3 separate regions of the Homo sapiens genome follow, and all the other regions are linked to region 1. A link is an interaction called in ENCODE POLR2A ChIA-PET data of the cell type or tissue named here. Cell type or tissue: OCI-LY7. All regions are shown on one strand. Links, peaks and the distances in the headings refer to the core of each region. The heading gives the core; the rest is flanking DNA.

Evidence for each region. ChIA-PET counts read pairs that join two places held together with the same protein. Peaks named below come from ENCODE experiments on the same cell type or tissue, not always from the same donor. Only the 100,000 strongest peaks of a DNase experiment are listed, where the experiment ranks them.
Region 2: POLR2A ChIA-PET joins it to region 1 with 11 read pairs; 3 of 35 experiments call an interaction of 5 or more read pairs at or near these places.
Region 3: POLR2A ChIA-PET joins it to region 1 with 18 read pairs; 5 of 35 experiments call an interaction of 5 or more read pairs at or near these places.

What each region holds. Positions count from the first base shown.
Region 1 is chr10:63,625,005-63,630,307 of GRCh38, forward strand. It overlaps REEP3 (receptor accessory protein 3), which reads left to right. Exons shown (of 8, transcript NM_001001330.3): 8 at 1-124. LOC105378329 (a long non-coding RNA gene) reads right to left here and starts at 109. Exons shown (of 4, transcript XR_001747467.3): 1 at 1-109. RefSeq lists enhancers at 4,012-4,221, 4,612-4,791, 4,802-4,851. In OCI-LY7, for the core only: CTCF peaks have their summits at 4,578 and 4,778; DNase peaks (open chromatin) are centred at 3,797, 4,557, 4,837 and 5,237; H3K4me3 peaks cover 2,288 bases; H3K27ac peaks cover 1,957 bases.
Region 2 is chr10:63,413,014-63,424,611 of GRCh38, forward strand. All of the region lies in intron 1 of JMJD1C (jumonji domain containing 1C), which reads right to left. Among named protein-coding and RNA genes, the nearest start is that of JMJD1C-AS2, 12 kb to the right of the region's middle. In OCI-LY7, for the core only: no CTCF peak of the experiment used is centred there; no DNase peak of the experiment used is centred there.
Region 3 is chr10:63,285,929-63,297,526 of GRCh38, forward strand. The region is part of intron 2 of JMJD1C (jumonji domain containing 1C); the gene reads right to left. Among named protein-coding and RNA genes, the nearest start is that of MIR1296, 81 kb to the right of the region's middle. In OCI-LY7, for the core only: no CTCF peak of the experiment used is centred there; no DNase peak of the experiment used is centred there.

The sequences.
Region 1 (5,303 bases), core at 2,778-5,277:
AATGCGTGTTAAGGTCTTTCTAGATAGCATTTTAAATGGAATTATTTTCATTTTCATTATGAGGTATATACTTGTAATGATCTAAAGAGGTTAGAAATATAAATAAAAATTCAAAAGAACACAATATATGAACGGCATTTTTTTTCAGTGTTTTAGTCTCCCTTTAAATCGTTCACTGTTCTGAAAAAAGAGATTTACAAAACAAACATCATGTCAGAGGCTGATGAATTGTTCCCTGGGAAAACATTCTACCCCTTTACCTACTCATCAGTATTTTAGTCTTAAAACACTCTCCTTATGGTCTGTCCTTGGTAACGTTTTTTAAACTGCTTTTTATAAGACAATGCTTTGAATTGAAATTTTAAAGCACAGGATTGATAATTGTCTATAAGTGTAAATAACTAAAGGACCATGCTCAACAAAAGCAGGAAAGTCACCATGCGTACTGTTTACCTTACAATCCCAGATTAAGAGAGAAAAAGGCAAGCGTGTTATTTTGGCATTATGTGCAAATCAAATCAGCATCTATTTTTTTTTTAATTCAAAAATATCCACTGATTACCTGCTTCTTATGAGAGCACTGTTAGGTTTCTGCACAATGCTTATATCCAAGTAAAGTAGCATAGAATTAATTTAAGGGAAACAATTCTTGCTCTTAATAAAATGAATTCACCATTACCAACCAAATCAATGTTTGGATTATTTGAGTATTATTTATTCTAGAATTTATTCTTGGCTATTGAATAATTCATGTGGTTCTCTCAGAGCAGTTTTTGTTTTTTAATTATTGGTTCCCTTCCCCTACCTCTTACATCCAATACATTGGTAAATTGTTTTGGCTGTCTTATCTCCAGAATACATCCTGAATCTGACCATCTCACTCTTGAAACCTTACTACATTTTCAGTAGCCTTGCAAATTTTTCAAGGTGACTTTTAACCTTGAGTCCCTTAGGACTGCCACAGTTTCTTATATTTTCAACCGGTGCCTTGGGGAATACTCATAAAAAGAAAGTTGTGAAGGGAGAGAACAGGATCAGATGCTTTTGCACATCAGTCTTGTGTTTTTCTCTTCCAATCACTGTTTAATGCTGAGATTTGGAAAAGATGCGTGAGGAGAGTTAATGAAGCCAGGTTAGAATATCTGGCTGAATTCTAATGTGTTTTGACAGGATGTTAAACTACTGGGAAACATGGGGTATATGTGGGCATTTCCCCCATGGCAATGCTAAGCATAATTTAAGTCACTCTCAATTTGAGGGCTACAATAGATATGGTAGTGCTAAGAGTCAATAGTAAGTACCTGAATTAGTCAAGGTTCTCCAAAGAAAAAGAACAAATAAGATATGTAGAGAAAGATTTATTTCAAGGGATTGACTGGTGATTGTGGACACTGGCAAGTTCAAAATCTACAGGGTGGGCCAATACACCAGAGACCCAAGGAAGAGCTGATGTTTCAAGTACAAAGGTAATTCTGCTGGTAGAATTCTCCCTTCACCGTTGGATGAGGCTCATCCACATTATGGAGAGTAATCTGTTTTACTCAAAGTCTACTGACTTAAACACTAATTACATCTAGAAAATACCTTTACAGCCACATAGACTACTGTTTGATCAAATGCCTGGGTACCATGGCCTAGCCAAATTTGACACATAAAATTAACTATCACAGTATCCTTAAAATTAAATTCCAAAAGCTAGGCGTGGTGGCTCACGCCTGTAATCCTAGCACTTTGGGAGGCCAAGGTGAGTGGGTCACTCGAGGCCAGGAGTTCAATACCAGCCTGGGCAACATGGCAAAACCCCATCTCTATGAAAAAATACAAAAATTAGCTGGGTGTCGTGGCGCATGCCCATATTCCCAGCTAATTGGGGGGCTAAGCTGGGAGGATTGCTTAAACCTTGGGAGGTCAAAGCTGCAGTGAGCTGAGATTGTGCTGCACTCCAGCCTGGGTGACAAAGTGAGACCTTGTCTCAAAAAAAAAAAATTCCAAAAGAAACTCCACTTCAAAATATAAAGTCATAAATTCAGTATGTAGAAATTATAAATATTTTATTAATTTATCTTGTAACGAAAGGGGATGTTGTAGCACGTGATGTATTTGGAAGAAGAATTAATACTTTATAAGGCTTGTGATGCCCCTTACATTCAGTTGTGATAACCAACAGTAGTATATGTTTGTTTTCACACTTTGCGAAGAGGCATCATCCCGATTTTACAAATACGCAGAGACTCACTAGTGACCAACCTGTGACCGGGTGCAGTGGCTCATGCCTGTAATCCCAACACTTTGGGAGGGTGAGGCGGGCGGATCACTTGAGCACAGTTGGAGACCAGCCTGGGCAACATGGCAAAACCCCATCTCTATAAAAAATACAAAAATTAGCTGGACGTGGTGGCTGGCGCACACCTGTAGTCCCAGCTATTTGCGGGGCTGAGGCAAGAGGATCGCTTGAGCCCGGGAAATTGAGGCTACAATGAGCTGTGATTGCACCACCACACTTCAGCCTAGGTGACACAGTGAGATGCTGTCTCAAAAACAAAAACAAAAAACAGTGACCAACCTACGACCCAAGCAACCGCAATGTTTGTGACTTCGGACTCTGTTGTTAATTACGTCACAGTTGGTTGTCTTAGAGATCACAGAATACTTGGAAAGTTAACATGGAAATGATTCCTTCCATACATGTATTATATAATACAAAAGTTTCAGATTATCAGAATGTTAAATGAAGTAAAGTTGTTAAGTCATTGGAAGTTAATGGATTTGGTTTCAAGAGTAGCTTTAGTACAGAGAGAAAGGATGCTTTTAAAGTGAATAGAAAAAAATGAAGACAAATAATTTACTATCAGTTATGGACTAAGACAAACAGGAAGAATCTGAAGAGAGGATGCAGCTGAAACAGGAGGAGTATCCTCTCAGGAAGTGCTTTCCTTCCTTCCTCTCCTTTCCACCAACATTTGTTCCACGGCTTCCTCTCTTCAAACCACACCTTGTAAACCCTTTTATGTGCTCTGTTCACAACAAGAATTTCATGTGCTGTTCCATACTGGGTTTTAACTAATAAAATGCACACACACACACACAAAAGGCTAAATGCCTTTTTACACAGGAGATTAACTTTATTCAGTCTTTAAGCTGAAAGCAAGTACAGTTAGGATATATAGCAGGCGACAGTTTCCATATGTTCTAGGAAAGTGGAGCTGTATTATTTATAGTTTACAACATGTTGTATAAAATTAAAGCTAGCAAGGGGGCTCCCAGGGAGGTAAATTAAACAAAGAAGGGAAGACTTAGAGAACTCTATTTTGCTATAATCAGAGAACATGCCTATAAGAAAGCACTAAAAAAAATAATATTTAACATTAAACAATATGCAAAAGTACTTGGGGTGTTTACAATAGCTTAAATTCTAAAATTAAAAAGGACATTGAAGACTGAGAAGGGGAAAAACACCTTAATTTTGTAATCTTAATAGAAAGAAAAATGTGTCCTAAAAGCAGGAGTAAATAAATGTCATTAAAAAGGTGTATCTTCCAAAGTGCAAAGACACGTTACAAGAAATCAGGTTGCTCTTTGACCCACCAGTCTCAAAGCACATTAGACTGCAGCAAGTAATAATTGCTTCCTCATTTAGATTAGACAATGAGTGCTCTCTGCAAGCTGCTCTCCTCTAAATAGATTGTAGAGAGTAATTGAAACAAGTTATATGGGGAAGTGGAGTGACCGATTCCTCAAAGTGTGGGAGCAGAGCTATGGTAACCTCTTGAGCCTGGCCTTCATCCTGTTCCTATTTAGGGAATCCGCGGGGCAGCCAGTGTTGAGTGCAGTCTGCAGTTCGCCGGCTTTATTGTTCAGACTTGAAGAGAAGGTCACATGCCCTCTTTGACAGAGAGGTTTATGGGCTCTCTCTAATTAGCAGCACCCTCCACCAGACAGACTGTTGGCCACTTTCCAAGAACGGGACTTGGTAGCGGCCACTGATGAAGGAGAAAACAAGGTTATTTACCCTGCGACTGTAATTCTTGGCACAAATTCTCCCTTTACACTCAGACACGTTTTTTCTTTTGTTCCAACTTGCCTTTGGAATCCTGATTAGGGCGTTAAGAGAGGGAAATGCAGCTATATATTTAGTGGTGTAAGCAACCCATATGTTGGCCTTAGATACTTTTGACTATTCTAAGACCTCATACCAAAAGAGAGAAAGAAAAAGGAAAACGAAAAGGGCAGCGTAGTCGAGCGTTGCTTGCAAATGTAACTGCTTAAGCACATGCCCACACACAACTCCAGAAAAGGAAGTTTAATTTGCAACATCTATAAAATAACGACAGTTGTATGGTAGGACACAGAAATCCCAGCGGTAAAGTGTGATTGGGCTTAGCTATTATTGGAGTGTTAAAAGAGTACCGGGAATATATTTGGCTTGTCCTGTTCTGTCAGTTCTGTAGGCCGGTGGATTAAGCTGATAGAAATGCTTTTTGGTTGATTTAAACCAGATGCTCCGACTATTTTTGTCCCGTTTGCAGGCGCAGAAGCTCTGCATAAGGCAATACTGCCCCCCTCGGCCGACCGCCAACTGCAAGGCGTAGGAGACTGCTCTCCACTAGCCACCTCGGCCATAAAACCCTTTCAAGTCCCTATTATTATTCCAGGCACATTCCAAGGGGATTGAGTCACAGAGTTCACTTGGCTTTTCTCCTGCCCTGAACTGCCTGTACCAGGTGGAATACGACTCTCAACTTCAAATATGGAATCCAAAAGCAGTCAAAGAGCGCTTTAGAGCAAGCCCCAGATGCGAACTCTACTGCCACTTCTCCCCCTCCCCCAACTGGGGTTTGCTGGCTGCGCAGCTGTAGTCCCACGCCAGCACTAAGGTCGCCTGGTCGACAAATGAGGGTTTTCTTTGGGGCATCCTGTAGAGCTGTCCTATTTTCTCTACCACTTTGAGAAGCCCCAAGGGCTGCTTGGCGGCGAGGCACAGACTGGGCTGAAAACTTTTCCGTTGGGCAGTGCGTCCCGGAGACCCAGGAGGCCCAGGCCGGGAGCCCAGGGGGCTGGAGGTTCTGCTGGCTTTTAAGTCTGCTAGGAGGGAAAACTCCCAGCCCCTCCCACGCGTCCTCCCAGACTCGCCGGCCGCCTGCCCCGGGCGGGGAACGCGCACATCTGGCGGCCCAGGAGCCACATCTGATGCACTAACCCCCGCACCCAGATGTCCAAGAGGCCGGGGGAGTCAAAGAACGCCAGGGGCGGGGCGACCGCGGCTGCGGCTCCTCCCTCGGGCAGAGGGAGTCCAGATGCGAGGG
Region 2 (11,598 bases), core at 5,009-7,508, 210 kb before region 1:
CGAAACACAAAAATAGAGTATATCAAAACAATACCACAAAGTAGTTGCTAAATAAATTCCTATTGAAAGACTAAGCAGTTCAGTGTTACCTTAAGACAAGCCATTTTAATCAGGCAGACAAAGATATACAACACAATTTATAAATTTTAGAATGGTCTCATCTACAAAAGCGTATGTATATGTGTGTTATCTCTTAAAGAGGTAACAGGAAAAGAGGTCAAAGACAAGCAACCTTCATTATTTTGATGAGACAGAACTGTTTGGACTTTACCTGGTCTGCTGTTGAGTATCAAAAGAGGTTATTACTCTCTTTATGTTTTGCTACCTTAAATATATGGTATTCATGATAAATTTACCTCTGTTAAATAACATTCTTAAAATTTATGACATATTATAGTTTAATATGTGTAGATTTTAAGACAGGTTTTCTGAGCAGAATTACAAAATAGAGACATAATCTCATATTGGAGGAAAATTGTGGGCAACTACTGGGAAGGAGGAAGTCTTAGATTTATTCAGTAAAATAGTTTGCTAAACTTCTTTCTGGTGGGGGAAAGATTCTTCATAGCTATCTTATGCTGCCAGGTAACTTTTCTTCCGTTTAGCTGAGACAAAAAACGGTTATCAAGCGATAAGATAATGAAAAAGTATTTTTTTCCTTGATAAGAAATACTAGAAATCTAAATAAAGCAAATATTTTAACTTTAGGAAGTATTTTAACTTTTCTCCCTGGATTTTTCTGTCAATTCAGATTATAAGCTGAATGAAAGAGTCAAAAATGTTTGTGGTAAAAATTAGAGAATTTCAAAATTGCTAACACTGAAAAATACCAGATAAACCAAAGATAAAAGGTTCCTTGATTCTATTTAAATGTGAAAAAGAACCATAGTGAAGAGTAACTGATACTGAAAGAATGAAAAATACCTACTTTTACAAAGACATTTGGATTTCTTAAAAGTATGCTATCAATACTTTTTTTTTTTTTTTTTTTGACACGGAGTCTTGCACTGTCGACCAGGCTGGAGTGCAGTGGTGCGATCTTGGCTCACTGCAAGCCCCACCTCCTGGGTTCATGCCATTCTCCTGCCTCAGCCTCCCGAGTAGCTGGGACTGCAGGTGTCCGCCAACACGCCCAGCTAATTTTTTGTATTTTTAGTACAGACAGGGTTTTACTGTGTTAACCAGGATGGTCTCGATCTCCTGACCTCGTGATCTGCCTGCCTCGGCCTCCCAAAGTGCTGGGATCACAGGCATGAGCCACGCACCCAGCCAATACTGTGTATTTTCTAGTATTAAACACTAAGAAAACTGAATCTACTAAACATTCTTAGTAAACAGTTTCTCTTTTTTTAACCTTAAAATGTATATTTTAGTCTGTGTATTATATATTCTCATTTAAAAATATCAATTTAGAGATCTCAAGTCTAACCAGAATCACCATAAGGCCAGAGTTTGTTCCCCGTAATTTTCTCAACTCTCATAATGTGAGCACCGTGCTCAAAAGGTAACTGTGATTCCAGTTACTGACATACAAGAAAAATCGAGATGCAAGAAAATCAGCCTATCAAAATATATATTAAAAATTTATTCTGCTCCGGGCACAGTAGATGATGCCTGTAATCCCAACACTTTGGGAGGCTGAGGAGGGTGAATCACTTGAGGTCAGGAATTCAAGACCAGCCTGGCCAACATGGTGAAACTTCATCTTTCTTTGCTAAAAATAACAACAACAACAACAACAAAACTCACCGGTTGTGGTGGCAGGTGCCTGTAGACCCAGCTACTCGGGTGGCTGAGACAGGAGAATCACTTGAACCCAGGAGGCAGAGGCTGCAGTGAGCTGAGATCAGGCCACTGCACTCCAGCCTGGGCGATACAGCAAGACTCTATCTCAAAAAAAAAAAAAAATTATTCCAACACTAGAGAAAAAAAAAAAACTGTCCTGGATGAACTGACAAACAATAGGTTGGTATTCCCAACAAGGCCTTAAAAGTGAACTGAATTTAAGTGCATTTTTGCTTTATGTGCTGTGCCAACTTTGCAATTTAATCCTCTTCAGGATACAACTCCACTGACTCTGGAAGTGACTAAATGTTAACAGTATGACTTTGTGTAAACATATAGTTACTTAGAAAACCCCACTTAAGAATAAAATTTTTCCTTATATAAAATGACTTTACTATTAATATATAATATCACAGGTACTACGTATCAGATATACCTCATTATGATTAAATCTTTAAATTTTAGTGTCATTATTCATTTAAAAGCTGCCAGTTTACTAAATTATATAACCCTTCTCCATCTAATAAAACCTTATCAGAAAGTACCAATATGAAAGATTAACTATTATGTGATATTAATAAACAGTTATCAATTATGCTTCCTTCAAAGCTTTTATATATCAAAATATGAAACTAGTTCTCACTTGTAATATAACTGGTATTACAAACCATTAGTTCAATTCATGTGGATTCAGCAAAACTTTATTATAGGTGTTTGATTTTTAAATTTTAATTTAGCATATTCTTAGAACTACTGATACTGAACATGACCTTTAAAAAAATCTTTTTATTTTTGTAAGGTGATAGGTACACACAGCCAAAACTTTCAATCATAATCCTCTGGAAGAACTAATTCAGTATATAAACCTAAGACATACAAAACAGTTACAAAACTGTAAAATGAAACTATGTAAGATCATGTTCCTTAAATTTTCCTTAAAATCGTCTCATAACCTAACACAATGAAAAACAACTGCAATGCCCTACAGAAAATAAGCACCTGCAGAAAAAGATACAGTCTGGCAACTGCTGATACTATCAATTCATCACTTCATTCTTAAACATTAAGGCAACTCCTTCCCCTTCCTGTACGCTCAATCCATGAAGTTGAAGAAAACAGAGCTTACAGTGTTTTTGCTGAACTCCCACAACTACACAGCTGAACCCCCACAACTACACAGCTGAACCCATTTCATTCTCTAAAGAAATACTGTCCTTCAGAGAAGAGGCTTTAAAGTGGATTCATGCAGTATCCTGCCCTTAGCGAGAAGTTCCAGATAGGATAACTTCTCTGTGATGCATTTAACCCCTATCAAAAAGCCTCTATTAAAAAATAAAAAAGCCAACCAAAGACGATACTTGCGATTAAATAACACTAAAATAAGAGAAACTTATAACAGTGTTTAAATTGTTATACATGATCATGGAAAACATGATCATGGAAAAAATAACACACATCAAACCCTAATAACAATTAACTACATAGCCGAAGACATTTTAAATCTCAAAGTAACACATAATTCACAAAACAATCAGCATTTATCTTAGTTTTTTTTTTTTAATAATAAACATTTAAAAGTCAGCTGAATTGCAATCCGTAATTGCAGGAAAAATCTATCTCATTTTATGCATGTTTTTCAATGTATTCTTAATATTTTAGAGAGCATGTGATATTATAAAAAAATAATTTAAACATTTCTTTGGCATGTTACTAAAGCATGAAAGGCCTGTCAAGTAACAAGGGGAAAACTGTCTTTTTGGCTGATCATGCTGTGCTGGCAATTTCTCAAACATCTGCTAAAGGTCAGATTTCCACTGCATGGAACCAATCAATGGAATTATACAATTCTCCTACCACTTTAAGAAGCTAAACAAAGAACACTATTTTACATAAGTAATGAAATATAACTTAGCTTTGTAATAAATTGTAGCAAAGCCACCCCCTTATCACAGAATTCACACATTTTAAAAATGCTTACAAAATTCTATTTGCTAAATTTTAACCTGTTTACTGTATTCATCAAATATGTATACAAAACTCTAATTTTCCTTTGGTAAAAACTAAACAATTGATTTTTCAATTTCACACTGCAAAAAGTGCTGCATGTTCAAATAAAATTTTAAGGATGATTTTAACAATAAATATTTATCATTTACTAGTCTGAAAACATCTAACAGTGGGTCACTAAGAATACAGAATCACTTTGCAACTAATTCACATTACTAGGTGACTGAGTTTACACAAGAAGTTACATTGTTAAAACTAAACTTGTCACAGGATCATACTGATTTCTCTGTGATCAAAGTCACTGACGGCACCTACTTTGAAAAAATTTTTTACCCAAACCATCTTGAAAATATTTCACAGCCTACAACTCAGGAAACTTGCCCAATTATTTAAACAAGTAATTGAATGCAACCGGTTATCAAAGAATTGGAAGTTAAATATGTTAAGAAGCATGCTCAATGTACATACATAGATGACGTACTACTATATTGGGTTTTTAAAAGCAGAAATTAAATTAAAGCTCAACTTAAAATGCTTTTTCCTTCAAAGTACCACCCTATGTAGTTAAATACTCAAATTGCTACCAAACTTTTAGTATGTATATTATGGCTATAAAGTGATGATAAAGATTTAAAATATGCCCCTTTTTATAAGCCTGCCCAATTACAAATGAACAATTTTAAATTCTGGATTAAAACACTTTGCCCAATGGCCCTCATAAAATTAGTGGGCAAAATCTGAAAAATCAAGTGACTACACAGACTTGTTAAAAAGCTTAATGTTAACATTTTGATAACACAGTAATCTTGTGCCTCATTTAAAAATATGGTGAAACTGACTAGGAAATGGATGGATACAACTGTCTCTGTGATTATGCTATATTCTACAGAAGTTCCATCATATTGTATATGTTAAATATTTCCTTCCAAACAATGAAAAAATAGAGAATTTACTTCTAATGAAACTTGTATTAAGAAAGTTAGGTCCTAAACAATCCACTCCCTTAAGGAACACTGCAAGGCAACTGGAATAAGCCAGTTATTGTCAACAATTAGACTGGTATCATTTTCCTGTGTAACATAGACAAGTTTTTATTTTTCAACGAACTCAACTATTTCAGGTCATAATTTTGCTCTAATAAACCTAATGACTTTATAGAGGCTTAAAACTTAATTCTAAAGAAAGATCAACATTGAGACTGCATTAAATATTTTCCAAAAATATTCTCATCATAGAAAGATAAATAACCTTTAGCTTTTAAGGGGCCTAAATCAAAATCATATTCTGTTTTATTGTGTTACAGCAGTAGCTCAATAATTTAGGTATGCATCAGAACCTAATTGAGGGCTTTTAAAGCAAACTGCTTAGCCATACTACTATAGTTTCTCATTCAGAAGATCTGAGGCAGGATCAGATAATTTGCATTTCAAACAAAATCCCAAGTAATGCCAATGCTACCTGGTCTGGGGACCACACTTTAAAAATTACCATACTATAGAATACTTATAAAATGCATCCTGACAAAATATCTCATCTATCCTGCATACAGTTTTGAAATTAATCTTCCCTTTAACCACATTTAAGAGGCACTAAGTGGTTATTCAGAAATTATCCCATGATTTTCCACTGCCACTAACATCCAAATTTATTATGTCTGGTACTGAAGGTACAACAAATAAAACAATTAGATTTAATCTCAATTTTCCTTTATGGCTCAAAGGAAAGGATACCTTCACAATTTTTTCTTAAAGCCATGCCAAAACCAGTTAATATTTTCTATGCACTTATGTATCAGACATTATCAGGTGCTGAGTTACAAACAATAAAAGGCTTACAGCAGAGAAATACTAAAAATAAATTTAAAAGGCCACCCTACTGAAAGGACAGACATATAAACAAATAATTAAAATATCATGTGGGGGGGGTTTCTGCTTCCCGTATATTTGAGAACAGCATCAAACATTCCCATGACCATTAAAAATCTAGATAAGGGGCCTGGCATGGTGGTTCATGCCTGTAATCCCAGCATTTTGGGAGGCCGAGGCAGGGGATCACGAGGTCAGGAGTTCGAGACCAGCCTGGCCAATATAGTGAAACTCTGTCTGTACCAAAAATACAAAAATTAGCCAGGCATGGTGGCACGCGCCTGTAGCCCCAGCTACTCAGAAGGCTGAGGCAGGAGAATCGCCTGAACCCAGGAGACGGAGGTGGCAGTGAGCCAAGATCACACCACTGCACTCCAACCTGGGCAACAGAGTGAGACTCCATCTCAAAAAAAAAAAAAAAAATCTAGATAAGGACCAGACACAGTGACTCCTGTCTGTAATCCTAGTACTTTGGGAGGCCGAGGAGGGTCAATCACCTGAGGTCAGGAGTTCGAGACCAGCCTGACCAACATGGTGAAACCTCATCTCTACTAAAAAATACAAAAATTAGCTGGGCATGGTGGCAGGCGCCTGTAATTCCAGCTACTCGAGAGTCTGAGGCAGGAGAATGGCTTGAACCCAGGAGGCGGAGGTTGCAGTAAGCCAAGATCACACCATTGCACTCCAGCCTGGGCGACAGAGCAAGACTCTGTCTCGAAAAAAAATATATATATAGATAAGATATACTTTAAGTTTGGGGGTTTTAAGCCATGTACTAATAAAACAGACAAGAACTACTGAGCCAAGACCTGAAAAGGTGAGAAACCCAGGGAGAGAAATAAGCAAAGCACTGTCAGCTACTTTTGTCCTGGGGTTGAAAGGCCAAGAAATAGACTTGGTGGCTTCTACAGAATAGATCTAAAAAAGTCCAAATCTAGGGTTCCAACAAAGGTAAAGACCCTGATTGAGTTAGAATTCAGAAAGGCTATATCCTGGGAGCAAAAGTAACCCAGAATTAAGTCAGTTCCTTTATGGTCTGCAGTCCAGCTTTGAGTAATCAAGGTGGCTTAGAAAATCTCAAATCACACTAAGAAAAGGATAGTTAATCAGACAATCCCTATCACCAGGCACCTGGATGAAAGAAATACAAATCCTCCATGAAATAAAAAAAAAAAAAAAAAAAAAGGCCAGGCGCGGTGGCTCACACCTGTAATCCCAGCACTTTGAGAGGCCAAGGTGGGCAGATCACAAGGTCAGGAGTTTGAGAGCAGCCTGGCCAATATGGTGAAACCCCGTCTCTATTAAAAATACAATAATTAGCCGGGCATGATGGCGCGCGCCTGGAGTCCCAGCTACTCAAGAGGCTGAGGCAGGAGAATTGCTTGAACCCGGGAGGCAGAAGCTGCAGTGAGCCGAGATCACGCCACTGCACTCCAGCCTGGGCAACAGAGGAGACGCTGTCTCAAAAAAAAAAAAATCACCCCAGACATTAAGTTATTTCTACAACTAATTTTTCAAATGAAGGGCCCAGCACACAATCACAGATAAACAAGTACATGAGAAAATAAGGTGACATGAAGAAAAACCAGCAGAATCAATAAACAACAAAATTTGTAAGTATTTCTGTAAAACTAAATGCCAACAAAAGTACCACATATGAAAATTTGTGAACACAGTGTAAGAATAAAGGGGAAAATCTAAAGGCTCAAATGGGTCTTTAAGGCCCATTTAAAGACTAAAAAAGGGCTGGGCATGGGGGCTCACATTCTGTAATCCCAGCAGTTTGGGAGGCAGAGGCAGGTGTAGCATAGATCGCTTGAACTTTGTAGTTCAAGACCAGCCTGGACAACATGGCAAAACCCCGTCTTCACATAAAATACAAAAATTAGCCAGGCATGGTGGCACACGCCTTTAGTCCCAGCTACATGGGGGGTGGGGGGCGCGGGGCAGGGTCTGAGGCAGGAGGATCACTTGAGCCCGGGAATCTGAGGAGGCAATGAGCCATCTTTGCCCCAGCCTGGGTAACAAAACGAGACCCAGTCTCAAAAAAAAAAAAAAAAAAAAAGGAGGCTGGGAAAGAAAGAATTAGTTAAGAACACCTGACAAAATTAGAAAGAGAACTGCAAAACAGACAAACTCTAAGAAAGTAAAAGGAAAGAAAATAAAGAGCAGAGCAGAAAACAACAAAGTACAAAACAAACAAAATCAACAAAGTACAAAACAAACATTGTATAATGGAGACCAAAAAACCAAAACATGCATTTTTGAAAATATTATTGAAACTGATAACTTTCTGGTGAGACTAAAAAAATCCCAACAAGACAAAAAAATGAAAAACACACTGCCGCAGATCTTAGACATTGCTTATAAGATGCAAACTCAGGCCAGGTGTGGTGGCTCACGCTTGTAATCCCAACACAATGGGAGGCCAAGGCAGGTGGATCATCTGAGGTCGGGAGTTCGAGACCAGCCTGACTAACATGGTGAAACCCCATCTCTACTAAAAATACAAAATTAGCCGGGCGTGGTGGCTCATGCCTGTAATCCCAACTACGCGGGAGGCTGAGGCAGGAGAATTGCTTGAATCCGGGAGGCGGAGGTTGAGGTGAGCCGAGATCGCCCCATTGCACTCCAGCCTGGGCAAGAAGAGTGAAACTCCGTCTCAAAAAAAAGATGTAAACTTAAGATGGCAAAACTATATAGAGCAAAGCAAGAAAATTATTGCCATAAAGTTGGCAATTATCTCTAGGTAGAAGAAGAGATTTGTGATGATTGGGAAGTTGAACTGGTGGAGGTTCTGGAGTGCTGGCAATATTCTAGTTCTTGACCTGGGGGATAGTTACACAGGTGCTCTTCAGAATGATTAGTTGAGTTGTACATTTGTACTTTGTGTACTTTTTGTTATTATTTTGAACTGCTGTGCTCCTTCCCCCCAATTAATATATTGAAGTCCTAACCCCTGATGTGTCTGACTATATTTGCAGATAGGACCTTTAAGGAGATAATTAAGAATAAATGAGATCATATGGGTGAGACCCTGAAGTGAAATCTGATTAAGACTGGAGTACTTTTAAGAGGAAGAAATATCAGAGCTTCACTTCCTCTTTGCTTCTCTTACCCTGTCATACACAAGAGAAGGCCATGTGAGGACATGGCAAGAAAGCAGCTTTCTGCAACCCAGGAAGAGAGCCCACACTAGAAACCAACCCTGATGACACTGTGATCTTGAATTTGTGGCCTCCAGAACTGTGAGAAAATTAATTTCTGTTTTTAAGCTACCTGTCTATGATATTTTGCTATAGCAACCCTAGCAAACTAATACAGTCCCGTTTCACTTTTTAAAAGATTAAAAATACAAGGTGTTAAATTTAAAGATAAAAATACAATGAAACATTTTTTGAGATCATAGAAGAGAGAGACACCATTTATTATAAAAACAATGTGTATTTTAAAAGAAGGGGCTGGGCGCAGCGGCTCACACTTGTAAACCCAGCACTTTGGAAGATCGAGGTGGGTGGATCACCTGAGGTTGGTAATTCAAGACCAGCCTGGTCAACATGGTGAAACCCCAGTTCTACTAAAAATACAAAAATCAGCCATGTGTGGTGGTGTGCGCCTGTAATCCCAGCTACTTGGGAGGCTGAGGCAGGAGAATCGCTTGAACCCAGGAGGCGGGGTTGCAGTGAGCCAACTGCACTCCAGCCTGGGCAACAGAGCAGGACTCTGTCTCATGTCTCATTTAAAAATAAAAAAAAGAACACTTGCCATTTGCTCATGTTAATATGGCAAATAATAGATCTATTTTACCTTTTTCACACTTCTGCTTACAAGATTTCCTCCATCTGGAATATCTTATATTTTCTACTCAGCCCAAGCACTTTTCTTCAGAACATTAATTCTAATCATATATATTCAAAGCAGGAGTCTCTACTGTAGACCCACTCAATGAACATTAAACGTACTGGACTTCCAAACTATATGCTACTTTTTGCGTAGAGAGCATGAGGGCAATAATATGCTTCCTGAATTTGATTACCACAAAAATAAATAGTGGAACTTGGGAAAGTTTAAATCATGGGCACAGAAAATATTCAAATGGATGATATAGCCTTTGCCATTCCATACTAACGAGAGGGCAGTTTAGTGAAAAGGTATTCACATGTACTTTTTACAAAAATTGTGATAAGATGTATAATATAAAGTTAATTTAACCATTTTTAAATGTATAATTTAAGGGCACTAAAATAACTTCACACCCTATGCAACTGTCGCCACTGTTACCAAAACTTTTTTTTTTTCTTTTTTTTTTTGAGACTGAGTTTTCGCTCTTGTCACCCAGGCTGGAGTGCAATGGCACGATATCGGCTCACTGCAAACTTTGCCTCCTGGGTTCAAGCAATTCTCCAGCCTCAGCCTCCTGAGTAGCTGGGATTACAAGCATGTGCCACCACACCCAGCTAATTTTTGTATTTTTCATAGAAACGGGGTTTCACCATGTTAGCCAGGCTGTTCTTAAACTCCTGACCTCTGGTGATATGCCCACCTCAGCCTTCCAAACTGCTGGGATTACAGGCGTGAGGCACCGCACCTGGCCCAAAACTTTTTCATCATCCCAAATAGGAACTCTGCATCCATTAAGCAATAACTCCTCATTCTCATCTCCCCCCATCCCCTGGTAATCACTAATTTACTGTCTCTATGAATTTGCCTATTCTAGATTTAAGTGGAATAATATATCTGTCCTTTTGTGTCTGGCTTACTTCACATAGTATAGTGTTTTTAAGGATTATCCATATGTTGTATCATGCCTCAGAACTTCCTTTTTAGGCACCAATGATATTCCACTGTATTATATAGCCACCTCACTTTATTTATCAATTCCTCTGTTGCTGGACATTTGGGTTATTTCTGCCTTTTGTCTATTTTGAATAATGGTACTGGCATACAAGTATCTGTTTGAGTCTTTCAGTTCTTTTGGATAAATATGTAGAATTGAAATTGCTGAGTCATATGGTAATTCCATGTTTAGCTTTTCGAGGAATTGCCAAGCTGCTTTCAACAGTGGCTAAACCATTTTACGTTCCCATCATCAATGTATGAAGGTTCCAATTTCTCCAATCCTCTCCAACACTTGATGTTTTCCAGGTTTTGTATTTTTTAAAAAAATTATAGTCATATTAGTAAGTTTGAATCTCACAGTGGTTTTGATTTACATTTGCGTAAAGATACTGACGATCTTGCCTTATGTTTAATGGCCATTTTCATATCTTTGTAGCAATTTCTATTCAAGCCCTTTTCCCATTTTAAAATTGGGTTGTTTTCCTGTTGTTCAAGTTTTAGAAGTTCTTTATATATTCTGCATATTAAACCATTGTCAGACATATGATTGTGTGTATTTTTTTAATTAAAAAATGGATTTTTAGAGACAAGATCTTACTGTCAGCATTATCGTGGTTCACTGTAACCTCATGGACTGAAGTGACTGAAGGTGTAAACCTCCTGCACCTCAGCCTCCTGAGTAGCAGCTGGGACTACAGGTACAAATCACCATACCCAGCTTTTTTTTTTTTTTTTTAAGTAGAGACAGTGTCTCGCCATATTGCCCACGCTGGTCTTGAACTCCTGATCTCAAGCAATACCCCTGCCATGGCCTCCCAAAGTGATGGGATTACAGGCATGAGCCACTGCACATGGCCTGTATTTTTGAAATGAAAAACAAAATGACACTTCTTCATATAAAACTATTGTTTATATGGAAAAATCAGTGTTGTTTTAAAGTGGCTTGCTCAACATCATCTTTAACTTACACAAAAACCATTATTATTTCTTTTTTTTTTTTTTTTTTTTTCTTTTTGAGACCGGGTCTCATTCTGTTGCCTGTGCTGGAGTACAATGATGCGACTGTGGCTCACTGCAGCCTCGACCTCCTGGGCTCAAGCAA
Region 3 (11,598 bases), core at 4,082-6,581, 340 kb before region 1:
CTAGGAATCTATACTTTTTATCATCAATGAAATAACAAAATGACATCATTCAAGGACCTGTTGTAATTAACAATGCATATTCCTGTGCTCCAAACCAGATTTACTGAAATCAGAAATTCTAGAAGTGGGGTCCAGCAATCTGTGCTTTAACAAATTCTTAGGTCATTCTGATACACTATCAAGTTTGAGAATTAGTGGCTTCTAGCAACTGTTCTTAACATTTTGATTTTCGAATCAAAGACCCTTTTAAGAATCTGACGAAAGCTGTAGCTCCAAAAGAAACATGAGACACACACTATTTTGCTCCACAATTTCAGAATTTTCAAGATCACCTGGAGAACATTCTAAGAATACACATATCTAAGCCTTACTCTGTAACTTACACTGAGGGTGGGTCCCAGGAATCCTTAGGTTTAAAAAGCTCTCTGGGTTAGTTCTGAGGTTCAATCACCTTTAGGAACCGTTGCTTCAGCCATTGCGACCGTGAACACGGTTAAGAACACCTGGCCTAGAGTGAATATATCTCAGAGCAGAGCACCTCAGTCCAGAACTTAGACCTTTTCTTAACAGATCAGTTTCCTGGTCACTTTGCTCACTCAACATCCTACTTTCTCAGGAACCACAGGACCTTTAAATAATTTACCAAGAGCTTACATTGGAAAGCTGCCCATCCTCAGTATGTAGCTCTTTGAACCACATAGAGGCCCTTTAAACTTTACCCAATTATACACACCAGGTTTTCAAATACGAAAAATCTAGGGCTAGTAAGAGAATAAGCTCTTTGGTATTTTGCAGAAGATATTTATTTAAAGGTATTCTGGCTTCCTAAAAATATCAAGCAGCTAAATCAGCACCCTGGGAAAGTGGTAATGCTGCCTCCCCAGAATACACAGAAACAGAACGTAAGTAAAAATAGTAAACAGAATAACCTCAAAAGTAGTTTCTTCTTGATGCTTAAAAAAGATGAAGATTCAATCATTGTTGATCTCAACTTTCTATGCATACTAAGAGGAACAAAGAAAAAGTGCCTCAAAAGAAGACACGAGAAACCAGAAGTAAAGTTAATCATTCAACAAAAAATTTATCAGCCCTGGCAACATAGGGAGATCTTGTCTCTACAAAAATTACAAAAATTAGCTGGGCATGGTGGCGCACACCTGTGGTTCCATCTACTTAAGAGGCTAAGTATGTTGCAATACATACAAACCCCACGCCCACAGGTACATATTAGTATAATATGTGGTAAAACCAGCTTGGCAGCTTTTGATGCAAAAAAGGATTAGGAAGTTTTATTCATTCAACAAATATTCATTGGAACATTTAAAGTGTATTAAGCACTGTCTCAGAGATTTTGGGTGATGCAAAGATGAAGCTAAACAGAAACTCAGTAGGAGACAACACTGTTCTGTGGTATGAAGGTTAAAGCTGTCGTTCCACGTATGTGAAGTACCAGTCTCAATACATTGATATCATTTGAAATGAAAATTAAAGACATACCATTCAGAAAGACATTAGAAACATTAGAAAACAAACAAACAAAACAAAGACATTAGAAACATAAGAAAATAAAGCCAAGTGATACGGATAGTGAAGGTCTATCTAGAATCGTTATGTTATGAATGGCTAAAAGAAATAGAAATGTTTAGTCTAAAACCTTCATTATACTTTAATATACACGAAAAATTTCATATATCTTATTCTAGAGCAGAGGATCTCATCCTGAGTTTTCTTAGAAAGCATTTAAGGAGTCTTAGAATACCCTGTAATTATTTGCAAATATTTATAAATATGTGTTCTTTTCCCCTTAAAAGATTAGATTTTCTTTTTCTTTTTTTTTTGAGACAGAGTCTCGCTCTGTTGCGCAAGCTGGAGTGCAATGGTACGGTCTTGGCTCCTTGCAACCTCCACTTCTGGGTTCAAGTGATTCTCCTGCCTCGGCCTCTCAAGTAGCTGGGATTACAGACACCTGTACCACACCTGGCTAATTTTTGTGTTTTCAGTAGAGACGGAGTTTTGCCATGTTGACCAGGCTGGCCTCAATCTCCTGACCTCGTGATCCACCAGCCTCAGCCTCCCAAAGAGCTGCGATTACAGGTGTGAGCCACTGCGCCCAGCTAAATTTTTAAATTTTTTGTAGAGACAGGTTCTCATTTTGTTGCCCAGGCTAATACTGAATTTTCTATCCATGTTTCATTGCAGAGGCAGAACCCACAGACACAGAGGGCCAACTGTATGTACTGAAAAAAAATCCCTGTATAAGTAGATCTATGCAGTTCAAACCTGTATTGTTCAAGAGTCAACTGTACTTGGAATCATATACTATGTAGCCTTTTCAGATTGGCTTCTCTCACTTAGTAAAATGCATTTTTCTCCATGTCTTTTCATAGCTTAATAGCACATTTCTTTTTAGCAGTGGGTAATATTTCAATGTCTGAATGTACCACAGCTTATTTACATATTCACATACTGAAGGACATCTTTGATGCTTCCAAGTTTTAGCAATTATGAATAAAGCTCCTATAAAAAAATCCATGTTTAGGTTTTGGGGTAGATGTGTTTTCAACTCATTTGGGTAAACACCAAGGAATGACTGCTGTATCTTATGGTCTAATCTGTTCATGTCTTTTGCCCATTTTTACGTCAGGTTGTTCATGCTCTTATTGTTGAGTTTTAAGAATTGGTATATTTCAAGGGCTGAATACAGTGGCTCACACCCGTAATCCCAGCACTTTGGGAGGCCAAGGTGTTTGAGACCAGCCTGGCCAACATGGCAAAACCCCATCTCTACTAAAAATAAAAAATTAACTGGACATGGTGGCACATGCCTGTAATCCCAGCTACTTGGGAGGCTGAGGCATAAGAATTGCTTGAACCCGGGAGGCAGAGGTTGCAGTGAGCCAAGATCGCACCACTGCATTCCAGCCTGGGCGACAAAGTGACACTGTCTCATAATAATAATACAATAATAATAATAATAATAATAATAATAATAATAATAATGATAATAATCTGTATATTTTATTTAAGTCTTTTTTCTTAATCCGACATGTCTTTTACAAAGACTTTCTTTACGTTTGCTTTCTCATTCTTTTAATATCCTTAGTTCTTGCAATAAATTGATTTAATAATTCTAGAATCCCAGTATTTTAATATGGGTTATGGGTCTTTTCGTTGCCTGGCCTCTGGGAGACTTTGCCAGTTAGTACACATGGATAATACCATTAAATTAGGGTAGTTTTCTACACAACACTAGTAAAGATCACCTCAGCTATAAAAAATCCAGAACTAGTGAAATTTAAATCATTGTACTTCTACTCAGTTCATTCTTTTCATAGTCATGTAACAAGACTTTCATTTGGTTTATGTGTATACAAATTTAATAAGAGAAACATAAACATTTTTTCTCTTAGAGGACTGGTAAGTTACTTTCTAATGATTCATTTTGCTAGGCACATGATAAAAACTACTTGTGATCTGAAATGAATGAAATAAAAAAATGTAAATTTGTGGATGGAAATATCAACTAAAACAGCAAAAAATAACTTAAACACCTTTGGGAGTATTTGTTTTTTCTAGCAGTGGCAGCAGTGATTTAGCTTATAAATTAAAGTTTCAAGAGCAGTGACTTGCTTTTCATGAATAGTGACAAGCTCTACTTGATTGTTTGCATGTAGTTTAAATTTATGTATTTACAAGTTAAATCCTGTTAAATAAAGCGCCAAGAAAATTTACAAATACCTTAATGCTAAAATAAACAGTATTGTAATCCATATTACTTAAAGTTTCTGGATTACTGGTTGAATCTCATAATTTTTTTAAAACACAGTTTTCAGTGCAGTAGTATATACTATAACAAGATTTTACATAAATATTAGATCACAGATGCCACAAATACTTCTAAATTATGGCATTTTAGAAAGGTCATTCATTATTCAAAAACCTGATTACAGGCAAAAATTCCAAGATGACTGTACCCATGTTACTTATAAAATTTAAATATATAATAAAAGAGTATGAAAATCACAGAAGTTAAAAAAATTTAAAGGAAAGATTAATGAAAGGTGAACAAAATCAAATATTACAATACAGCCTACATCAAATAAGCAATAATAAACAGGACAATTCTTTGAAAATATATAAATTACATGACTGTTTTGGAAAGCACCAAAAGAAGTTTGGGTCAAAATAACCCAAACTTTTATAACTGAAAAAAACAAACCTTAAAGGAAGGTCTAAACTTTTATAACTGAGAAAAGAATCTTAAAGAAAGGTCTAAAAGGCATATATTAGACTTCTAGGGAACTCTGTATATTTCCGAAACTTCTGAAAACACTGAAAAACATTTAAAAGTAAATGGTGGCCAGGCGCGGTGGCTCACACCTATAATTCCAGCACTTTGGGAGGGTAAGGCGGGAGGATCACCTGAGATCAGGAGTTCGAATCCAGCCTGGCCAGCATGGTGAAACCCCGTCCCTATTAAAAATTAGTCAGGCGTGGTGGCGGATGCCTGTAAACCCAGCTACTCAGGAGGCTGAGGCACGAGAATCGCTTGAACCCAGGAGGCGGAGGTTGCAGTGAGCCAAGATCGCACCACTGCACTCCAGCCTGGGCGACAGAGCAAGACTCTGTCTCAAAAATAAATAAATAAAAGTAGATGGTAAAAAGCTTCTGAAGCGATAATATAGGGAAAAGCTACACTGGCAAGACACAAACAAAATAATCCAATAGGACTTTTTTATGTCTAATGTCTATGATTACTCTGAGGTACTTATTTATGGAAAGAGATTAAAATACACACTGTAGCAAAATGCTTGCAATTTTGCTATTACTATAAGTTCATGATATTCAGGATTGGAATTCATGTCACAATAATGAAGAGGACTGGCTGTAGAAATTTAAATTTCTTCATGAAGAAAGTAACGACAAGCTAAAAAAAATCAGTATGAAATCTTTATTTTTTTAAGATAGCAAATATTGAGAAAAAATATTAAGTATATTAGTTGTTTCAAAACATGTCCAAACACTCATAGATATTTAGTAAGAAAAATCTGATTGCAATTACAACTACTTTGTTTCTTTTTAAGAAACAGGGCTTGGGCTGGGCGCAGTGGCTCACATTTCTAATCCCAGCACTTTGAGAGGCCGAGGTGGGCGGATCACGAGGTTAGGAGTTCAAGACCAGCCTGGCTAACACGGTGAAACTCTCTCTCTACTAACAATACAAAAAAAATTAGCTAGGCATGGTGGCACATGCCTATAATCCCAGCTACTTGGGAGGCTGAGGCAGGAGAATCGCTTGAACCCGGGAGGCAGAGGTTGCAGTGAGCTGAGATAGCGCCATTGCACTCCAGCCTGGGAAAAAAGAGTGAAAGTCTGTCTCAGAAAAAAAAAAAAAAAAAAAAAAAGGGCTGGGCGAGGTGGCTCACGCTTGTAATCCCAACACTTTGGGAGGCCAAGGTGGGCGGATCACAAGGTCACGAGATCAAGACCATCCTGGCCAACATGTAAAACCCCGTCTCTACTAAAAATACAAAAAATTAGCCAGGTGTGGTGGCAGGCGACTGTAATCCCAGCTACTTGGGAGGCTGACGCAGGAGAATCGCTTGAACCCGCGAGGCAGAGGTTGCAGTGAGCCGAGATCATGCCACTGCACTACAGCCTGGGCAAAAAGAGTGAAACTCCATCTAAAAAAAAAAAAAAACCGGAAAGAAACGGCTTTGCTAAGTTGCCCAGGCTAGAGTGCAGTGACTATTCACAGGCATGATCACAGTGCACTATGGCCTCAAACTCTTGCCTCAGCCTCCAGAGTAGCTGGGACTACAAGCATATGCCACTGTGCCCAGCTGGAATTACAATTTTGCAATGCTTTTGCTATCCTAGTCTCTATAATAAAGCTGGGTTTACAACTAATCTTTTATTTTAATCTGTCTCTTCATTTCTTTGGGTGGGGGAGGTTGACTGGAAATGGAAAATAAACTATGTATAGACATGAGAAATGTGTGTGTGCATGTCTGTGTGTGTTGTATGTGTGTGTGTATTTGAGACAGGGTCCCACTCTGTTGCCTAGGCTGGAGTGTCATGGCACGATCACAGCTCACTACATTATCAGCCTCTTGGACTCAAGCAATCCTCCCACCTTAGCCTCCTGAATAGCTGGGAACTATAGGCACACGCCACCATATCTGACTAATTTTTTTTAGTTTCTGTAGAGACAGATTTTTTTTTTTTTTTTTTTGCCTAGGCTGGTCTTGAACTCCTGGTCTCAAGTGATTCTCCCACCTCAGCTTCCCATAGTGCTGGGATTACAGATGTGAGCCACTATGCTGGGCCCTAAATTTATATTTCTATTCTGCATTTTAATTTCACTCCCACAGGCTTGTTTTAAAGAATTTTACTAAAATGGCTGGGTGCAGTGGCTCATGCCTGAAATCCCAACACTTTGGGGGGCCAAGGTGGGCAACTGCTTGAGGCCAGGAGTTCAAGACCAGCGTGGCCAACATGGCGAAACCCCGTCTCTAGTAAAAATACAAAAATTAGCTACACATGGTGTTGCATGCCTATAGTCCTAGCTATTCAGGAGGCTGGGGTGGGAGAATTGCTTGAACCCGGGAAGCAGAGGTTGCAACGAGCCGAGATCACGCCACTGCACTCCACCCTGGATGACAGAGCAAGACTCTGTCTCAAAAAAATAAAAATAAAACAGGACAATCATCACATCATACTAATGTTTACAAACATTCTAAAGCCAAATCCACTTCGTCCATAGTCCCTCTTTATTAACAGGATGATATAAAGTCACCTACCATTCTTAATGTCTTCCTTAAAACCACTTCCGGCTGGGTGTGGTGGCTCACGCCTGTAATCCCAGCACTTTGGGAGGCTGAAGTGGGCGGATCGCCTGAGGTCAGGAGTTAGAGACCAGCCTGGCCAACATGGTGAAACCCCTCTCTACAAAAAATACAAAACTTAGCTGGGCGTGGTGGTGCTTGCCTGTAATCCCAGCTACTTGAGAAGCTGAGGCAGGAAAATCACTTGAACTCAGGAGGCAGAGGTTGCAGTGAGCCGAGATCATGCCACTGCACTCCAGCCTAGGCGAGAGTGAGACTTCCTCTCAAAATAAACAAACAAACAAAACAAACAAACCATTGCCTACAACCAACCTAGCCAAGTATTTTCCCCAGGAAGATTACACATTCTAATCCCCATTATCAGAAATAATCACTTCTACTGTTGTTATTCTAGCATCAGTCTCAAAGAATAAATGACTTCCTCGACCTTTTCTTGGTTTGGTGGTCTCAATGCCACCAAACCTTAACTGAAATAAACCATGGTCACTCCATTTTATATTCATCCTTCTTGCCAGCAAATAAACCAACAAATACCTAGAGATAAGTAGTGTGTAGAACCAAACAAATCTTTCTGCTCTCACAGAGCTTTTATTCCAAGAATATATCACTACCTTCCTAGCCATATTCTGATGATCAGACCTCTCCTACTTCTTTTACTTACCACTTACATTCACTGCTACCATTCTCTCAGGTCCATCAAATAAAATATAAATATGTAATATTTGTTTTTCCTTCTTTATCAAAAATACACAATCAACACACTCATTGTCATAAAATAGGGCCTGAAGATAAAATCTTCAGGTCATCCTACTTTTATAATCACATGTGATCTAGCTGTCTAATTCTGCATTCCTTTGAAACTCCTCTCTCAAAGTAATGGCCCAATTATTGATAAATTCAGTCCTCCACCCTCCTCAACACAGAGGCATTCGTATTAATGATAACCTATAAGAGGCTTATTTCTCCTTTGACTTTGAAAATACCATATTCTGATGCTTTCCCTATTTCTCTAATTTTTTTTTTCAATCTTCCCAGATGGCTCCACTTCTTCACAACCCTTAAATGTGGATGTGGCTCAAGATTAAGCCAATCACTTTGAACTCCAACTGATCAACTTATGGCTCTAAGTATTATCTATATGCAGTAAACTGTCACATCTAGGTCCTTTTTCTGACCTTTCCCATGTACTAATTCAGTTCTTTTTAATTTAATTGCCCTTCTTGCATTTAATCTAACTCTTCCAACTGATCCTAAAAGACAAATTTAACTAAATCATTCCCTATTCAAAGCACTTTATTACTACATTTTGCAAGATATCCTAATCATCTTCACCTTGCAGATGAACTCTTCAGCAATTCAACCCTTTCTGCTTTCCAGATTCATAGTTCACTATGGTCATTTTCGTAATTATGCGTATCTCACATCCTTAAACGTCCTCTGTTCTTTTACATTTATTCTCGTCTAATTTAGCTCAAGATGTTTCCCTTTATCTGTTCAGTTCAATCTTTTTTTTTTTTTTAATTTTTTGAGACAGAGTCTCACTCTGTTGCCAAGCTGAAGTGCAGTGGTATCATCTCGGCTCACTGTAACCTCCGCCTCCAGGGTTCAAGCAAATTCTCCTGCCTCGGCCTCCTGAGTAGCTGGGACTACAGGTGTGTGCCGCCACACCCAGCTAATTTTTGTATTTTTGGTAGACACGGGGTTTCACCATGCTGGCCAGGATGGTCTCCATCTCTTGACCTCGTGATCCGCCCGCCTTGGCCTCCCAAAGTGCTGGGATTACAGGCCTGAGCCACTGCACCCTGGTCAATCTTTCCAAGGCCTAGTTCAAACATAGCCTTGTCTATGAATTAATTTCTGTATCTCATCACTCAAAATTAATCCTTTCCTGCTTTATATACCCACTGCTATCTGTTTGGACTTCTACTACCACACAGTAAAAATAGTTTTAACTTGTTATTTATGCATGTATCTGTCTCCACAAAACTTTGGAGTTCTAGGAAGACAAAGATTTCTTCAATTTTGTTTTTGTATTTTCCATAGTATCTAAAAACAAAGGCTATCATTAAATATTTTTAAAGAAGTTCTAAAATTGAGGGTCATTAAGGAAAACACTTTCCACCAGCTCCTAGGAAGTTAATTTTAAAAGGCATTATTGAAAATGTAGAACTAAATTGTTGCAGCCAGTCTACAGTTTTTTATGAGGAAATTATGTAAGAAGAGCCACAACCATCTTAGGTCATCAAATTTAAAAAACAGCAATTAGAAGATAAAGATTCTTTCTGAAGTAGTTAAAAAAAAAAGGAATAGCATTTAGATTTTTTGTTTTGAGTGAGGATCTCTCCGTGTCGTTGGGGCTGGAGTACAGTGGCTTGATCATGGCTCAGTCTCACTGCAGGTGTGAACTCCTCAGATCAAGTGATCCTCCTGCCTTAGCCTCCCTGAGTATCTCAGAACACAGACATGTGCCACTGTGCCCAACTAATTTTTTTTTTTTTTTTGGTAGAGACAGGGTCTCACTCAGGTTGGTTCTGAACTCCTGGCCTGAAGTGATACTCCTGCCTCAGCCTCCTAAAGTGCTCGGCCACCCAAAGTCACAGGTGTGAGCCACCATGCCTAGCCTGCATTTAGAATTCTGAGGGCAACCATAAGTATTAACTGAAAATGTTAAGAAATTACAATTAGTGTTTCAAGCCTATGAGTTCTGTCTTCATTGGCTGCTTTCTTGCTATGATTCTATATAGGCTCACCAGAGAACCTGCTGATCAAGAAAGGGGTCTCTCTCAAGAAGCATTAACTAGATTTTGAATTGTTTTATGAGCAAGTTTCATTTCAAACAGAAAAAGGTACAATTTATTTCCAAATTGTTAGAGACAAAATTTTTTCAACAGTTTAGTCAAGAAAAATCTGGTAGGTACAATTGATTCTTGTTATGCATGGTAGTTACGCTCTGTAAAGCCCCTTTAAACAATGAATTAGTAAATACTGAGCTACTGTTCTTAAGGAAAATACAAGGTAGGCTCCAATGAGCCCCTTGTCACATTTTTGTTAACTGTATTTATCCACAAACATGTTTCATGTGTGTTTCTGCTTAACCACACTATATATATGTATATATATATACATGAATACGTGTATGTATATACATGTACATGTGTATACATATATATATATACACGTATATGTGTGTGTGTGTGTGTGTGTGTGTGTGTGTGTGTGTGTGTGTGTATATATATATTTTTTTTTTTTTCTTAGATGGAGTTTCACTCTTGTTGCCCAGGCTGGAGTGCAATGGCACAATCTTGGCTCACTGCAACCTCCGCCTCCCAGGTTCAAATGATTCTCCTGCCTCAGCCTCCCAAGCTGGGATTACAGGCATGCACCACCACGCCCAGCTAATTTTTTGTATTTTTAGTAGAGACAGGTCTTCACCATGTTGGCCAGGCTGGTCTCAAACTCCTGACCTCAGGTGATCCACCCGTCTCAGCCTCCCAAAGTGCTGGGATTACAGGCATGAGACACCATGCCTGGCTATCTTGTTGATTCATTAATATTGAGATCACGAACAGCAGCACTATTAACTCATGCCTAAATGAAACTTGTCTAACACATGTATTTTCCACAAAAGGCATATCATCACAGCCTTCTTGCCCTTAAAAAACATTAGGCAGTACTCGGCACTACATTTGGGGAGTATTTTAAACAGCAAAATCACTAACCTAAACCAGAAAAACAGAACAATACAAAAAACATGACATTAAATAGACCATTAAAAGGATACTTGTTTACAGTATGAAATCTGAAACAAAAAAGCAGAACATCACCTGTTCAATCTCAGTTGGAAATGTGCGTATAGGTGACAAAAATTTTTCTCCACTCTGCGTAAGTCTATGAATGGTCAAGGAAGTGCCATTTTGGGTTACAAATAATTTTTAGTGAGTAGGCATATTTGCAATTACAGAATCTGCATATAATGAGATCAGCTATATTTTCTACATGCTAGTAAGCCTAGTTATCTAGCTGTAAAAGATAGTCTCTCCTGGTTGACAGTATGAAGTTCTTAAAAGAAAAGGGGGTGGAGGATAGACAATTTTTTTTAATTTAAAGCAAAAATCTCTATTTTACTCGTAAGTTCCCATTTTAAGATTTTCATAAATCAGGTTACACATTTCTTCAAAGTACCTGTTACTATATAATTATTCCCTTCTTGAACCATATGTGTTTCTTTCACCACTTTGAAAGTTTCTCAAAATTAGGAACCAGTCATCTCCTTTGGCATCTTTTCTCATCATCATACCCAGGATCCTGAAAAGTATATGCAGTTTAGTTGTGTCGACAGCGAAGTGTTTATTTAAAAACATTAAATAAACCAGGCGCGGTGGCTCACGCCTGTAATCCTACAAGCCAGGGATGGCCTGAAGCCTGGAGGCCGGGCTGCCAGTTCTGGGTAGAGTCTCCAACCCAGAGAACTTCCTTGATGCCTTTTGGCCAGTCGGATAGTGCTTTTTCCAGGCCCACCCATGGACCAGTCAGCATGCACTTCCTCCATTCTGAGCCTATAAAAACCCCGGGCTCAGCCAGGCTTGGACACTCATCAGGACTACCTGTCTGCAGATAGGAGCTACCTACTTCAGGTCTCCTCTCCGCTGAGAGCTGTTCTATCACTCCTCTCTGTCTTGCTCACCCTCCAGTTGTCCACATAACCTCATTCTTCCTGGATGCAGGACAAGAACTCTGGACCCACCAAATG